Linked DNA regions of Homo sapiens: all the other regions are linked to region 2. A link is a contact called in ENCODE Hi-C or POLR2A ChIA-PET data. All regions are on one chromosome and are shown on one strand. The core of a region is the stretch at or near the end of the contact, and the rest is flanking DNA. Distances in the headings are between cores, read along the strand shown.

Region 1 (2,707 bases), core at 92-2,591, 1.7 Mb before region 2:
AGGGGAAGGGAGGGGGGCGGGCGAGGCAAGAGAAGCAACTTTGCCCTTATTTGGTCAAAGGTTCTGCAGGAGCTGTTAGGGCCCGGACGCCTGGGTCTCCAAGTAACCTAGAGTTTAGCTCCAGGTATCTCTGCTCTGAGATGAGGAAGCAGACCCCTGGGGGCTTTCCGGGAAAGTTGGAAAACTTTTGAAGGTGGACAGGGGCCAGACCCGGCAGGCCAGCTCTCGGGTCTAGGTACCCCGGGAACCTTTCCCCCCTCCCCCTTTCACCCCAAGCCCCCACATCCGGTCCCCTCCCGCCCGGAAACCCCCTTCCCCCCCCTTTTGAACTTCCGCTCCCCCTCCCCACTTCCGGGCAGTGTGGACAGGGAGATGGTGGTGGGAGCAGCGGTAGTAAACCAATATACTTTCGCTTATGCTGTCTCAGAACTTCTCACAAAGTTCCCCTGCTCCAGGCCCCGCCGGATGGCGGGAAGGGAGGGCGAGGGGACTTCCGGGATTGGCCTCGCAGGAATGTTGAATCCAACGTGCTGAGCTGGGGGGGCGTGTGGTGGCCTCGCCCTCTCTAACGGAGTTAGGAGGGGCCAGAAGCCCACAGAGGGTGGGCAAGGGACCAAGACCACGCGCCTGGGGCTCCCTTCCGCACCAGGAGAAACAATGGTAGAGGGACGCGGGCTGGCAGCCGGACGGGGAGCTGGGGGTCCAAGGATCCCCGGGTCCCCTCTCAATCCCAATCCCCAGTAAAAACTGAGGCGCGTCCCCGCCCCGCCCTGGGAGAGGCGGAAGTGGGCCGCCGCACCGGGCGCCGCGCCCCTCCCCGCCCTGTGCCCCGGATGTAACGCCCCGTCGCGGAAAGCGGGGTAGCGGGCGGGATGGGCGCCGCCGCCTGGGGCATAGGACCTACGGGCAACTGAGGGACCCACTCACGTGCAGCCGCCATTCGCGCCGCTTCCAGGGCAAGCACCCAGTCAGGGCCTCTCGCTGCGCGCCCTAGACCGCGCCCGCCCCCACCCAAGTCCCTCCCTCAGGGTCCAAACCGGAGCAGTGCCCCGGACCGCGCAGGCCTCGCAGTACCGTGATGTTGACGAACGTTTTCCCGGGGACGGCGGCCCAGACGGAGGGCGAGTCCTTGTAGCCCACGATGGCCGCGTCCTGACAGGTCCCGTCCGCCATGAGGTTGTCGATGTAGGCGTTCCACCCGGCCATGGCGCTGCTACTGGGGCTGCTCTCGGCGCTGCTGCTGGGGCCGCGGACTGGGCTCGAGCTGCCTCGGCTGGCGGGCGGGGGGAGGCGGAGAGCTCGGGGCACGCGCTGCCGTCCGGACCGCGGCTCCGCTCGCTGTGCAGCAGCCCTCGCACCGCCACTTCCTGCTCCTCCCCCCCCCCGCCCCGCTAGATTTTTATTTGCAAAGGACGGTAGGGGCGGGGCCTACTCCCCATTCCCTCCCTCCCCCACTCGCCAGCCCAGACACCGAACTTTGCAAATGCAATTTTAAAAATCCCTCCCCCTATTGCAAAATTTGCAGAGTTCGATGGAAAGCAATGCAGAAGGATGGGGGGTGGCGGGAGAGAGGTGAAGGGTAGGGTTTGCTCCAATTTGCACTGAATATAAACCAGACTTTGGTATCGGGGCAGGGAGTGAGCCAGAAGAAGGAAGGAAGGAGAAAGCAGGAGGAATTAGCAAGCTGCAAATTTAGCAAATTAAGGAGAGTTCGGGGAGCCCAGGGTTAAACGGGATGACTCCTCCTTCCCCCACCTCCGCCGAAGGGAAGGACCGGCGGGCGGCGGCGCGTGTGCCCGCGCCTGCGCCTGCGCCGGGGCCGGGAGTGCATGGGGCGGTCGGGGCCGGAGCCGGCTGCACGGGAGCGCGCCCGGCCCGACCCGTGTGGACCCTGCGGGAAAGGAAGGCGGGCTGGGGACGTGTCTCCCGCCTGGCGGAAGGGGCGGGGGCGAAGCCGTGCGCGCTGCCGCCTCACCACCCTTGATTTTACTTATTCAAGTAATAAGAAAGCAAAGAAGAGTTTGGCCAAATCCTCTAGTCGCTCTCATAGCTGAAGGCACCCACCGGGGCCACTTCTGTCCCCAGCGTCTTCTCGGGTCGTGCAGGTTGGGTTCACCAGGGCCCATTCTCAGTCTAGAGGATTGTCCCTTCTCTGGATCGGCTCTAGCCCAGGGCCTCACCCCACATCCCAGCCCCGCCCGCCCCAGGCAGGCAATGTCTGGATCACCGGCCGTGCCCCTTGGCCTGTGTCTGCAGAGGTCACAGAGCGCGGACACCCGCGGGGCTTAACAGGCGGGGCTATTTTTCGAGGCGGAAGAATACTCAAGTTGCAAGAGTGGCAACTTTTTCAAGAAGGGGAAAGTCCCACTTCGGGCCCTTTGGGTTTCTTCGCAGTCAGATGTGCGCTCACAGCCACCTGGGGAGGGCGGGACGGGCGGGACGGCCGTGCGGCGGCCGCGGTGAAACCGCCTCCTCCGACCCGCCGCCGAGGGCTGGGCGGCTTCCGGAGCCTGGGCTAGGGGCAAGGGGTCACCGAGCGCGGCCCGGGCGGAAAGGGGGTTGGTTTTCTCTCTCCTCCCGAGCGCGGCGCGCATCCCTGGCGTCCACGCCGAATCCCACAGTCCCCGACGCCCCTCGAGTCCGTGTTCCTCGACAGCCGCGCGGCTGAGTCACTGGCGGGCTCGGGCGGGGCCGCACCCGGGCACGT
Region 2 (2,700 bases), core at 162-2,661:
ACCTGCAGCACCGCCACAGCCGAGCTCTCCCTCCATGGCTCTGGGCGCTCCCACAGCCCCAGTCCACCCCACGGTCCCAGGCTCGCCCATAGTCTGTTCTTTTTCACAAGGGCCTGAGACAAACCCATAGCCTATCTCCTCCCCAGTCTCAGGAACCCCCACAGCTTCTCCCCTCCACAGGTGCGGGGCCATTTCAGAACTTGACGCCAAAGCCCCAGGCACACTCGCAGGAGGCACCCTCCCAGCCTGTCCCTGTCCACAGAAGCCTAAGGCTCTCTCGTAAGCTGCCCCTAAGCCCAGAGCTGTGGGCCCTGAGGGGGCCCGAGGGATCCCCCTTGCCTGTTCCTTCACCCAGGGCCCTGTAAGACCGCCGCGGCTTGTCTCTACCCAGGAAGCTCGGCCAGGAACACCCCTTTCGACAGGTCCCTCTCCTGCAGGCACGGGATGGAGCTCGACTCTACTTCCTTCCCCACATCCCGAGGCGGCCCTCATAGCCTGCACCTTCAGCCACAGGTGCAGAATGCTCTCATGGCCCAGAGATCCCGGGCGACCTTTTCTCTCGCAGCCCCGGGGACTTCTATCTTCGGTCTCCTCCTCCCCAGACCCGGTCACCCACACAGCCCCGGCAAGCCCCACCACCTCGGGCTCCCCCACAGCCCCGTTCACCCACACAGCCCCAGGGTCCCTTGCAGCCTCGATGGAGCCTGGGGTCCCAGGAGCTCCCAAAGCCTCATTCGCCCCGGCGGCGTCGGCTGTCTCCGCCGCTTGTCTCGTCCCCCATGGCCGCTGACGGCCCTGTGGCCTTTCTGCACTCACACAGCGCGTCTCCCACTCCGAGGGCTTCGCCCGGCGCCTTGCTCCACGGCCTCGGGACGTCCCTGCGCCCCGTCTCTTCCCCCACGGCCGCCGAACCCCCCGCCCCGACCTGCTGGGCCCCACGCAGCGACCCGGCATCTTAGCCGCCTGCTCTCCCCGGCGCAGCCTGGGCAAGGCCCCACGGCGAGTCTCCCGGCTCATAGCTCCAGGGCAGTTCCCTTCCTCCCTACCGCGGCCCTGGGGGATGTCTTAGCACCTCGCTCCCTAAGCTGCTCCACACACGCACTCACACACTCCGCTCCGGCCTTGCAGCCTTTCTCCCTCCGAGCCCCTCACCCATCCCACCCCCGCCCAGTCTCGGGAACCCGCCCCCAGTCCCAGGCCCCCGTAAAGCCTAGACGGCAGAAAAGGTAACTGGGGGGACAAAGCAACAAAGGCTTTCCGAGTCAGATCTCCTCTCCCCCAAGTCCATGACTCTATGCGGCTTCCCAGAATCCCCCCCAGCCCCGGCCCGAGCCCACCTGGCCTAGGGTGAGGCGCGGCTACTGGGAGGCGGGCAACGGGGGCCCCCAACAAGGCCGCGCTTCCGGCCGCCTGCCCAGTCGCCATAGCAACAGGCGCAGGGCGGCTTGGGAGCCTTTGAGGCCCTGAACTATTTAAGGATCCAGGTGTTGCAAGGCGGTAAGTTTTGCAGCCAGTGTCCATGAGGTCGGGGCTGGGACTAGATTAGGGTAGATCTAAGCCTGGGCTTGGGAGTGCAGCTAGCGCAGAAAGATCTGAGGAACTAGAGCAAAAAGCCATGCGGATGGATTGTGGTCGTCAGAGGCTCCCGTAGTCTTTAGCGGCGCTGGCTTCCGCAGGCTCCGCCCTCTCTTGCCCACCCGGAAACAGCCTCGCCCCGCCTACGCGGGACCCAACCGCGGCGACCGGACGTGCACTCCTCCAGTAGCGGCTGCACGTCGTGCCAATGGCCCGCTATGAGGAGGTGAGCGTGTCCGGCTTCGAGGAGTTCCACCGGGCCGTGGAACAGCACAATGGCAAGACCATTTTCGCCTACTTTACGGGTTCTAAGGACGCCGGGGGGAAAAGCTGGTGCCCCGACTGCGTGCAGGGTGAGGCCGGGATTCGGGGGCTGCTGTCCAATGGAAATGGCAGGAAGGTCGAGCCTACGGCCAGAAGGGGGGCTTAGCGGAGGCAGAGTCTTGGTTCCAGACATCCGCGGAGCAATCTGAGCTGTCCCCAAGTCTCCTTCTATTAAATCCTACCCCGCCCTGCCAAGAGCGCTCTTCCTTTTACCACCTTACCCGGATGATCTTGGAATCTAGTTCCTTAAAACTTCTCACTCCCCCAGTACCATTAGTGTCTTACAGGATACGTGAGTTGGTCAGCAAATACATGTGCTTTCCATTGTTACGGGCGCGGTGGTGCAGGGGCAAATCGGGACTGGGATTTGGTCCTTACCCTTAACGTGGCTCTAAGACCAGAAGGGAACACCTGACTTGTGTTGACCTCTTCAGTTAGCTGCAGGTTAAAGTCTGAGTGCTTACCAAGACTGGGGGAAGGGGGAAAGAACACAGTTTATACGTGCCTGATTGTAGAGTTGACGTGCGATTATTTTATCTCAACTTTTTTTAAAGCTGAACCAGTCGTACGAGAGGGGCTGAAGCACATTAGTGAAGGATGTGTGTTCATCTACTGCCAAGTAGGAGAAAAGCCTTAGTAAGTGGCAATGTATAATCTACCTCGCAGACGTGCACAAATTGCATACTTAGGCGGGAAGGGCCTCAGGGACTTACTTACCCAGTTTGTCTTACAAGGTAATGTCTGACAAGTTAAACAATTAGAAGCTATTAAATACAAATTTAAAATGCCCACCTGAATTAA
Region 3 (2,700 bases), core at 50-2,549, 1.3 Mb after region 2:
CTCTTGAGTTGAGCAAACATATAGTAGGATTGGGGCAGGGGAGATGAGGGAGTCTTGGGGTTCTGAAGAGCTCTGGGGGATGGGTCCCTGGGGCTGGCACTGACCGCACTGTAGATGTGGTGCAGCACATCTCGGATGGGTCCCACGCCCAAGTCAGTATTCATGACAACTTTGATCCCAGTGGGCGTCTCGTAGTAATGGAGTTTGTAACGGCTAGTTTGGAAGGCCAGGAAGCCATCCTTCCTGCAGAGATGAGGAGGGTGTTAAAGAATGGGAGCAGAATCTCTCCCAAAGAGACACTTCTGATCCCCGCAAACATCGACTCCCTCTTTATCTAAACATATCCTTTGTAGAAGCCTGGTTGAGTAAAGACATCGCCCATCGTCACCCCTCAATTTAGCCCCCACCAACTTCTCTACTTTCAGACCCTCCCCACCCCCACTCCTGCCAGCTCCAGCACTCTCGCTCCGGACTCAGCCTCTCTTAAGTACCCTTTCCCCCCTCTGGAGGCCAATGCTCCTTCCACTTCAGAAAGTTTCCCCCATCCCCAAATTCCCAAGGCTAGCCCTCCTCCCAACATCTTCTCTGACTCCGCGTACATGTCTAGCGGGGACATCTTGCTGACAAACGAGCGGATAGAGAAGAGCATCCCGTACATCAGCTTATACTCCTGGAGGGAGAGGGGCAGAGTTAGCTCTCGGTTGATGCGGGAGATGGGGTGGGGGGTGGGAACGAGCTGGGGTTTGGAGAGGAGGGGCTGGGTTGGGACTATAGGTGTTTGGAGATGAGAGGTCGCCCGGGCTGCACCGGGGCCCTCTCGTCACCTCCTCCTTGGGAATCCCTGCTTGCTTCTTGCGGTGCCATTCGCTGTAGTGCAGACACACTCCATTCCGGTCAAACAGGTACAGGTTGTGGACAGTCATCTGCAGGGCAGGGAGTGTGAGCCTCGCTCCGGGGCCGCCCCCACTCCTTGGGCTCGGGTTCCCGGACCCACAGCCTTCCAACCAGGTGGGGACCCCACCCACGGACTCACCGGAACTGCTCCGAGTGCCCGTCAAGAGTTACTTCCGGTTTCCACGGAGCTCCGCCCCTTAGGGGGGTTCTCGCTCGGCCGCGGCTGGGCATTAACTCCGCTCCAGTGCTGCTTGTCAGACTCCGCCTCCCTCCCTCAGCCAATCTGTGGCCACCGGAGCCGCGCACGCGCGGCCAGGCGCTCGGGATACAGAAGTGATGTGAGTGTCTGCGAGCGTGGTCTCGCGGGCGGGTGACGTCATCGAGGCGAGAGAGGCGGAGCCGTGGACAGTGGGCGGGAGGCTGCCAACGGTTTTGAGCGTAGGGGGAGGCGTGAGAGGGGGATCTCAGGGGAGGAGGTCAATCGCTTGCCCCCCACTTTGGCAAATTGGGGACTGAGGACTGGAAGGGTGGAGAGTAGGCGGAACCAGGTGGTCGTCGGGGCAGAGGATCTCGGGCTAGGCTTGAGGGCGGCGTGCTTCTTAGGGACGACTTAGGGCGTGACTGAGGGTTCACAAGGTTTCTTTTGGGGTGGTCGGGAGGGAGAGATTCTAGGGAACAAGGAAGCTCGCTATGGCTTTCTTGCCAGGAGGGGTCGAAGGGAAAGTACAAGGGAGCTGGAGCTGACCCTGGGTAGAACGGGTGAAGGGATGGGGGAGCGTGAGGTTCCGCCCTCTCTTGAGACTGGAACCAATTGAGGGACTAGTAGGGCAGGGGGACAGAAATTGGGCTCCTAGTGGATTTGGGTCCGTTTCCGTTGGGACGTTTTGGGTGTGAGAACTTAAGAGCTCAGTTGACCGGGGATAGCCTGTGCCGGAGTTGATCTGCAGCTTCCAGCACTCGTAGTCGGGAAGAGGAGCTTCAGCAGCGCTGTTGTCCCACAGTAGGTCTTCTGTCCGCACCCGCTCTGCGCTGCACCCTCTTAACGCTGTTCCCAGGAGCTGGGGAAAGGGATGCTTTTGCCCACTCCCATGGCCCCTGGAACTGGTGGAAACCTTTCCTCTAACCAGAAAGCCTCGATATCCTTAATTCACCAAGGATCCTTGGCGTGGAGTCTTCCTCCCTTCTCCCAAGTCTTTCTCCGTGAACTTTTCCTCCTGGACTTTGCTAAAGCAGAACCTCCCAGCTCTTTGCTGTCTCCGGTTGTCTCTTCCCTGTATTCATGGCAACATCAGCTGACAGCCCCAGTTCACCCCTCGGGGCGGAGGATCTCCTGAGTGATTCATCAGAACCCCCTGGGCTCAACCAAGTGTCGTCTGAAGTGACCTCCCAGCTCTATGCTTCTTTGCGCCTCAGCCGGCAGGCGGAGGCCACGGCCCGAGCCCAGCTGTATTTACCCTCCACCTCCCCGCCTCATGAAGGGTTAGACGGCTTCGCCCAAGAATTGAGTCGAAGCTTGTCAGTCGGATTGGAAAAGAACTTGAAGAAAAAGGTGAGGGAAGTGTGTCTTGGAGACCACTGTGGCACTAGACACCAGAGAGTCTTGGGATTGGGGTTGGTAAAAATAAAAAGCTTTGATGAGATTTGAACTCTTCCTGTTGGATTTCATATTCCTTTTAACTGCATAGGCAGCCATGCTTATAAGGGAGGGAGTGACCTGGGACACCATAATTTGAAAATTATGAAACTTCCCAGTGTTTTTTTGTGAGAGACATCTCTGCTCCGAGTAGATAGAGCAAACCTATGGGG
Region 4 (2,700 bases), core at 51-2,550, 1.4 Mb before region 2:
AGCTTCTTTTAGGGATGTCTAGACTCTGCCATAGAGAGAATGGATCTGGGAAAGAGACCACAGCTTCAGCCATCTGGAAAGGGAATTCTGGGGCCACAAGTATTCAGAACTTGGTCCTGAAGTGCCAAACCCTGTGGACTCCCTCATCCTGGGGTGGGATTGCTGGGTCTTAAAATGTACATAATTCCTGATGCTCCTCTCTGATTTCAAAATAGCTTTTTAGGCCGGGCGCGGTGGCTCACGCCTGTAATCCCAGCACTTTGGGAGGCTGAGGCAGGCGGATCACGAGGTCAAGGGTTTGAGACCAGCCTGACCAACATAGTGAAACCCCGTCTCTACTAAAAATACAAAAATTAGCCGGGTGTGGTGGCGTGCGCCTGTTGTCCCAGCTAGTCGGGAGGCTGAGGCAGGAGAATTGCTTGAACCCGGGAGGCAGAGGTTGCAGTGAGCCGAGATCGCACCATGGCACTCCAGCCTGGGTGTCAGAGTGAGACTCTATCTCCAAAAAAAAAAAAAAAGCTTTTTAAACTACCTCCTTGGCATGGGGCACTCCAGGTGTCGAAATCAGACGGGGAGTGGTGATTAGAGGGGAGTTCCTAAAGTATAGGGCCCAGGGGCCCAAGTATAAGGGCCACACTTTGTGTATATGATTTCTCCTTTCCTGCCATGAGTGCAGGGTCTGTACCTGGCTGTATCTCCAGCATCTATCACGACTGAAAACCCAAACGTATTTGCTGAATGGATAGTATACTGGCCTCTGCACCAGAAGACCTGGGGTCCAGGCCCAGTACTGTCGGAAACAGTTCTTCATACTTTATTACCTCGTTTAAACTTTTCTTAGCCATTATATTGATAAAAATTCCAAGAGGTGAAGTGACTCTCCCAAGGTCGCAAAGCTAGAAGAGGTAGAGGCTGGAACTGCACCCCGCCATCGGTCCTCCTCTCTTACTCATTTTTTTTTTTCCCCTCACTGTGCTGGGGTGGAGAACCGGGACCGGCACCTTCGAGAGGCCAGGCCTCTGCTGCAGCCCCTCTTCTCCAGCTCCGCTCGGCACTCAGCCTCCCCGCGCCGCTGGGTCAGGCGCCCAGCTCCGCCGAAACCCTCCCCTCCCGCCGCGCTCCCTCCGCGCTCCCTCCGCGCTCCCTCCGCGCTCCCTCCGCGCTCCCTCCGCGCTCCCTCCGCGCTCCCTCCGCGCTCCCTCCGCGCTCCCTCCGCGCTCCCGAGGCCCCGCCCCTCCCCTCGGGCCAACGTCACGTGCCGCCCCATCCCCCTGCGCCTGCGCACTGCTTATTTCCCGCTGTCAGGATGAGGAGGCGGAGGTCGGCGGTCGGGTCCGTCTCTGCCCGCGGCTGTGGCGGCGCCGGCGGATCCAGCCTTAGCGGTTTCTCTCTGGGCGGCGGCGGCGGCGGCTCGGTTGACGCCTCCTCCGCCAGCTGAGCCCGCGGGAGCCCAGGACGCCGCTTCCCCGCCCATCCCCGCTCCCCGAGGCCGGCCGCCTGGTCATGGCGCAGCCGGGCCCGGCTTCCCAGCCTGACGGTGAGGCGCCCACCATGGCAGGCGCGGCGGGCGCGGCCTGCCCGGCGTCGGCGTCGCGGGAGGATTTCGGGGCGGGCAGGCGGCGGCAAGGGCGCGCGCAGGCCCCGGGGGTGACCCCGCCGGGCGGAGGCGGGGGCGCGCGGGCTGCGGCGCGCGAGGGCGGCGCGGGCGCCCCGGCTGCCGTCGCTGGGGAGGGGGCGGGAGGCGCGGGTGCAGCGCTTGCGGGAGGGCAGAGGGAAGGGCGTGGGGAGGCTGCTGGGTAGCGTGGGGTAGTGTGGGGAGGGAGCGGTTCTGGGTAGCGGGGGACCGGCACGTGGGTTCTGCCCGTGGGGGAGGATGGAAATCGGGAACATGTGCTATATTCGTTAAAGAAAAAAAATCTTAGCTTAGGTAGTGTACCCTCCCTGCCGCCCCAATCCTTGCTATAGAACTCTTTGCACCCAGTTATGTGACCTGAAAGTAGTTGTGTACAGTAACTGGATTTAGTAGCATTCCCTGAATGGCAGTGTGGCTTAATGGTTAAGTGTTGGGGCCTGGGAGTCTAGAGGACCTGTATTCTTAACCAGCAAGCTCTGGGCTCATTTCTTAGCCTCGTTGAGCCTCAGTATTCTCACCCACGAATTAACCAAGAGGTTAATTCATGCCTTTATATTTTATCTATAAAAATAGCAACACGAATGTGTATATACAATAATAGTATTATGGAGGTATTAGGAATAATGAGAATAGTGTTTGAGAATGCTGAGGCCTACTTGCACTACTTGAAGATATTTGCTTGTGGAACTAAAAAAAAAAAAGTGAAGTCGAAGAAATGTGTCATTTATATTCTTGGAAGGAAAAAAGGGCCCCATCCTAAATAATCAAAGTTGGTTGTCAGAGCCCTTCGTGACCTTCTGGGAAATTGGACTAAGCTGTGCTTCACAGATTGACTACATGGTTCCAGGTTTTACCACCTAGAATAGATGTTTGGAAATAGTGTGCTTGGGCTTTTCCAAGGTCCCACTGTATCTAGTTGTGAAAGTACTTTCTGGTGTATTTCTATAATCAGCGTGTGTGCTTAGCATCTTTAAGTGTGAGTAGAGTAGAATGTTGGGAAAAGGGGCTTGGTACGGAGTAGGTACTTTAAAACTTGGCTTTCCTTGGGGTTGTCTCAAAATAACCTT
Region 5 (2,700 bases), core at 170-2,669, 1.0 Mb after region 2:
CCCTACGCCCAGCACCGGGTGGATGTGCAAAGAAGTACGCTTTAGGCCGGCTCAAGGTTCCCCAAAGCTCCACTCCTCTGCCTAGGCGTTCAACTTTGAGTTCGGATGGTCCTAACATCCCCATCATCTACACCCAGGTCTCCCAACAATGCAACTCCTATGATGATCCCTCTAGCCAAGCTTCCATCCCACTCACCCCCAAACTCGCTAAGTCCCCACTGCCCCACCCCCAGCCCCAGCGATTTTCCCGAGCTGAAAATACACGGAGCCGAGAGCCCGTGACTCAGAGAGGACTCATCAAGTTCAGTCAGGAGCTTACCCAATCCAGGGAAGCGTGTCACCGTCGTGGAAAGCACGCTCCCAGCCCGAACGCAAAGTGTCCCCGGAGCCCAGCAGCTACCTGCTCCCTGGACGGTGGCTCTAGACTTTTGAGAAGCTCAAAACTTTTAGCGCCAGTCTTGAGCACATGGGAGGGGAAAACCCCAATCCCATCAACCCCTGCGAGGCTCCTGGCACAAAGCTGGACAGTCGCCATGACAAGTAAGGGCAAGTAATCCGCCTGCCGGAGGAAGCAAAGGAAATGGAGTTGGGGAGGAGGGTGCAGAGTCAGGATTCTCGCCGACCTGGTGCCGTAGATACTAACATTTTGGGGTGGAAAATTCTGCAAGCCAGAGCTGTGAGGGCAGAATTGGTGGAAATCATTTTGGAGGAATCCTGCATTGTGTCAAATATGAAGGGTGGAAGGAAGAAAGCTTTTGCGTTTGCTCTCAGCTGGATCCTTTCTTCTCATCAGTTAAAATGTCATTTTTTAGGAAGGCTTTCCGTAATATCACACCCTAACGTTTTCTCCCAGATACTTTATATCACACCATCTTATTTAATCTCCTTCACAACCCTTATCACTCTGATAAGATTTATTTGTTCATTGCTTTCAGTACATGGAAACGTAAGCCTTATGAGGATATAGAATTTTTCTACTATCTTATTCATTGTTGTATTCCTGAGTGCCTATATCAGTGCTGGGTAGCAAGTAAGAGCTCGATAATAAATATTTTTTGAATGAGGGAGACAGGTCTGAAGCCTGGAGAATGAGATGCAGAAGAGGTGCAAGACCTGCTGCGCCCTCTGCAGGCGGCGGGGGGGCGGTGCAGGTGCTTTAAGAATTACCGCGGGACTCGGTAGGGGGAGCGTAGGCGCTTCTCGCCAAGATAGAAGCGTTCAGACTACAACTCCCAGCAGCCACGAGGAGCCCTAGGGCTTGATGGGAACGGGAAACCTTCTAACCTTTCACGTCCCGGCTCCGCGGGTTCCGTGGGTCGCCCGCGAAATCTGATCCGGGATGCGGCGGCCCAATCGGAAGGTGGACCGAAATCCCGCGACAGCAAGAGGCCCGTAGCGACCCGCGGTGCTAAGGAACACAGTGCTTTCAAAAGAATTGGCGTCCGCTGTTCGCCTCTCCTCCCGGGAGTCTTCTGCCTACTCCCAGAAGAGGAGGGAAGCACAGGTGGGTTTCTTTAGCTCTGCGTCGGATCCCTGAGAACTTCGAAGCCATCCTGGCTGAGGCTAATCTCCGCTGTGCTTCCTCTGCAGTATGAAGACTTTGGAGACTCAACCGTTAGCTCCGGACTGCTGTCCTTCAGACCAGGACCCAGCTCCAGCCCATCCTTCTCCCCACGCTTCCCCGATGAATAAAAATGCGGACTCTGAACTGATGCCACCGCCTCCCGAAAGGGGGGATCCGCCCCGGTTGTCCCCAGATCCTGTGGCTGGCTCAGCTGTGTCCCAGGAGCTACGGGAGGGGGACCCAGTTTCTCTCTCCACTCCCCTGGAAACAGAGTTTGGTTCCCCTAGTGAGTTGAGTCCTCGAATCGAGGAGCAAGAACTTTCTGAAAATACAAGCCTTCCTGCAGAAGAAGCAAACGGGAGCCTTTCTGAAGAAGAAGCGAACGGGCCAGAGTTGGGGTCTGGAAAAGCCATGGAAGATACCTCTGGGGAACCCGCTGCAGAGGACGAGGGAGACACGTAAGTGGTGATGGCAGTGGAGTGTGGAGTCTGGGGAGATGAAGTGTGAGGTCGATCTGTCCTCTGGTCCTGAGACCCACTTCTCCAGGCCTCTGCCCCCTTTGCTTGGCGACCCAGGTTTATTGTCCCCCATCTTCCTTTCAGCGCTTGGAACTACAGCTTCTCCCAGCTGCCTCGATTTCTCAGTGGTTCCTGGTCAGAGTTCAGCACCCAACCTGAGAACTTCTTGAAAGGCTGTAAGTGGTAAGGATAACAACGGGGCAGGGAGCTGACCACCCCCGAGATTTTCACTGTAAAACAGTCCAGTTTTCTAGGAGAGGGATGCCCCAGAGCTGGGAGAAGCGGCACGTAGCCCTTTTAGACTGAGCTTACATTTTATCTAGCAGTTTGTGTCTTCTACTTCCCTCAAGGATTCAGGGGGGCTTACCTACCCCAGAGGCAGGCTCAGCCCTAGCCCTACACTTGAAAAGCATAGGTCTGGCCAGCTTTCTAACTCTCCCCTGTTTCTAGGGCTCCTGACGGTTCCTGCATCTTGACCAATAGTGCTGATAACATCTTGCGAATTTATAACCTGCCCCCAGAGCTGTACCATGAGGGGGAGCAGGTGGAATATGCAGAAATGGTAAGGACTGGGGCTAACTGCCTCTTCATCAATGCTGCACATTTAAGTCCTTCGTG

The links. A loop is a pair of places that touch in the nucleus more often than their neighbours do. ChIA-PET counts read pairs that join two places held with the same protein, here RNA polymerase II (POLR2A). Pooled maps may share reads with other maps.
Region 1: a loop to region 2 is called in a map with no recorded cell type, with 12 times the contacts of the local background. The contact joins the promoter of PFN1 here to the promoter of KIAA0753 in region 2. A Hi-C loop is called at or near these places in 1 of 168 maps with a recorded cell type or tissue (naive thymus-derived CD4-positive, alpha-beta T cell), 4 of 37 single-sample maps with no recorded cell type and 9 of 50 pooled maps.
Region 3: a loop to region 2 is called in a pooled map, with 6 times the contacts of the local background. The contact joins the promoter of CNTROB here to the promoter of KIAA0753 in region 2. A Hi-C loop is called at or near these places in 7 of 50 pooled maps. POLR2A ChIA-PET finds 5 or more read pairs at or near these places in 2 of 52 experiments (T-cell and activated naive CD4-positive, alpha-beta T cell).
Region 4: a map of ascending aorta shows a loop between it and region 2 (7-fold over the local background). The contact joins the promoter of RABEP1 here to the promoter of KIAA0753 in region 2. A Hi-C loop is called at or near these places in 2 of 168 maps with a recorded cell type or tissue (K562 and ascending aorta) and 6 of 50 pooled maps. POLR2A ChIA-PET finds 5 or more read pairs at or near these places in 1 of 52 experiments (activated T-cell).
Region 5: a loop to region 2 is called in a pooled map, with 9 times the contacts of the local background. The contact joins the promoter of WRAP53 here to the promoter of KIAA0753 in region 2. A Hi-C loop is called at or near these places in 3 of 168 maps with a recorded cell type or tissue (B cell, CD8-positive, alpha-beta T cell and naive thymus-derived CD4-positive, alpha-beta T cell) and 10 of 50 pooled maps. POLR2A ChIA-PET finds 5 or more read pairs at or near these places in 1 of 52 experiments (naive thymus-derived CD4-positive, alpha-beta T cell).

Annotation. Positions count from the first base shown.
Region 1 is chr17:4,947,189-4,949,895 of GRCh38, forward strand. PFN1 (profilin 1) reads right to left here and starts at 1,342. Exons shown (of 3, transcript NM_005022.4): 1 at 1,075-1,342. The coding sequence starts at 1,206. It also overlaps a transcript of ENO3 not described here. RefSeq lists silencers at 612-841, 872-941, 1,212-1,551, 1,682-1,931, 2,392-2,707 and an enhancer at 2,132-2,301.
Region 2 is chr17:6,639,300-6,641,999 of GRCh38, forward strand. KIAA0753 reads right to left here and starts at 1,412. Exons shown (of 19, transcript NM_014804.3): 1 at 1,338-1,412. TXNDC17 (thioredoxin domain containing 17) reads left to right here and starts at 1,761. Exons shown (of 4, transcript NM_032731.4): 1 at 1,761-1,928; 2 at 2,454-2,535. The coding sequence starts at 1,784. It overlaps LOC122526780, which reads right to left and starts at 1,017. Exons shown (of 1, transcript NM_001396008.1): 1 at 1-1,017. The coding sequence starts at 1,017. RefSeq lists enhancers at 1-40, 939-1,820, 1,951-2,220, 2,421-2,480.
Region 3 is chr17:7,930,907-7,933,606 of GRCh38, forward strand. CNTROB (centrobin, centriole duplication and spindle assembly protein) reads left to right here and starts at 1,300. Exons shown (of 19, transcript NM_053051.5): 1 at 1,300-2,443. The coding sequence starts at 2,174. It overlaps TRAPPC1 (trafficking protein particle complex subunit 1), which reads right to left and starts at 1,040. Exons shown (of 4, transcript NM_021210.5): 1 at 825-1,040; 2 at 600-670; 3 at 105-243. The coding sequence starts at 923. RefSeq lists enhancers at 754-993, 1,334-1,383, 1,604-1,663, 1,694-1,983, 2,114-2,243 and a silencer at 2,171-2,348.
Region 4 is chr17:5,280,984-5,283,683 of GRCh38, forward strand. RABEP1 (rabaptin, RAB GTPase binding effector protein 1) reads left to right here and starts at 1,301. Exons shown (of 18, transcript NM_004703.6): 1 at 1,301-1,537. The coding sequence starts at 1,504. RefSeq lists a silencer at 1,021-1,740.
Region 5 is chr17:7,687,058-7,689,757 of GRCh38, forward strand. WRAP53 (WD repeat containing antisense to TP53) reads left to right here and starts at 1,420. Exons shown (of 11, transcript NM_001143992.2): 1 at 1,420-1,504; 2 at 1,591-2,022; 3 at 2,167-2,265; 4 at 2,533-2,644. The coding sequence starts at 1,592. TP53 (tumor protein p53) reads right to left here and starts at 433. Exons shown (of 11, transcript NM_000546.6): 1 at 320-433. RefSeq lists enhancers at 1-523, 1,322-1,371.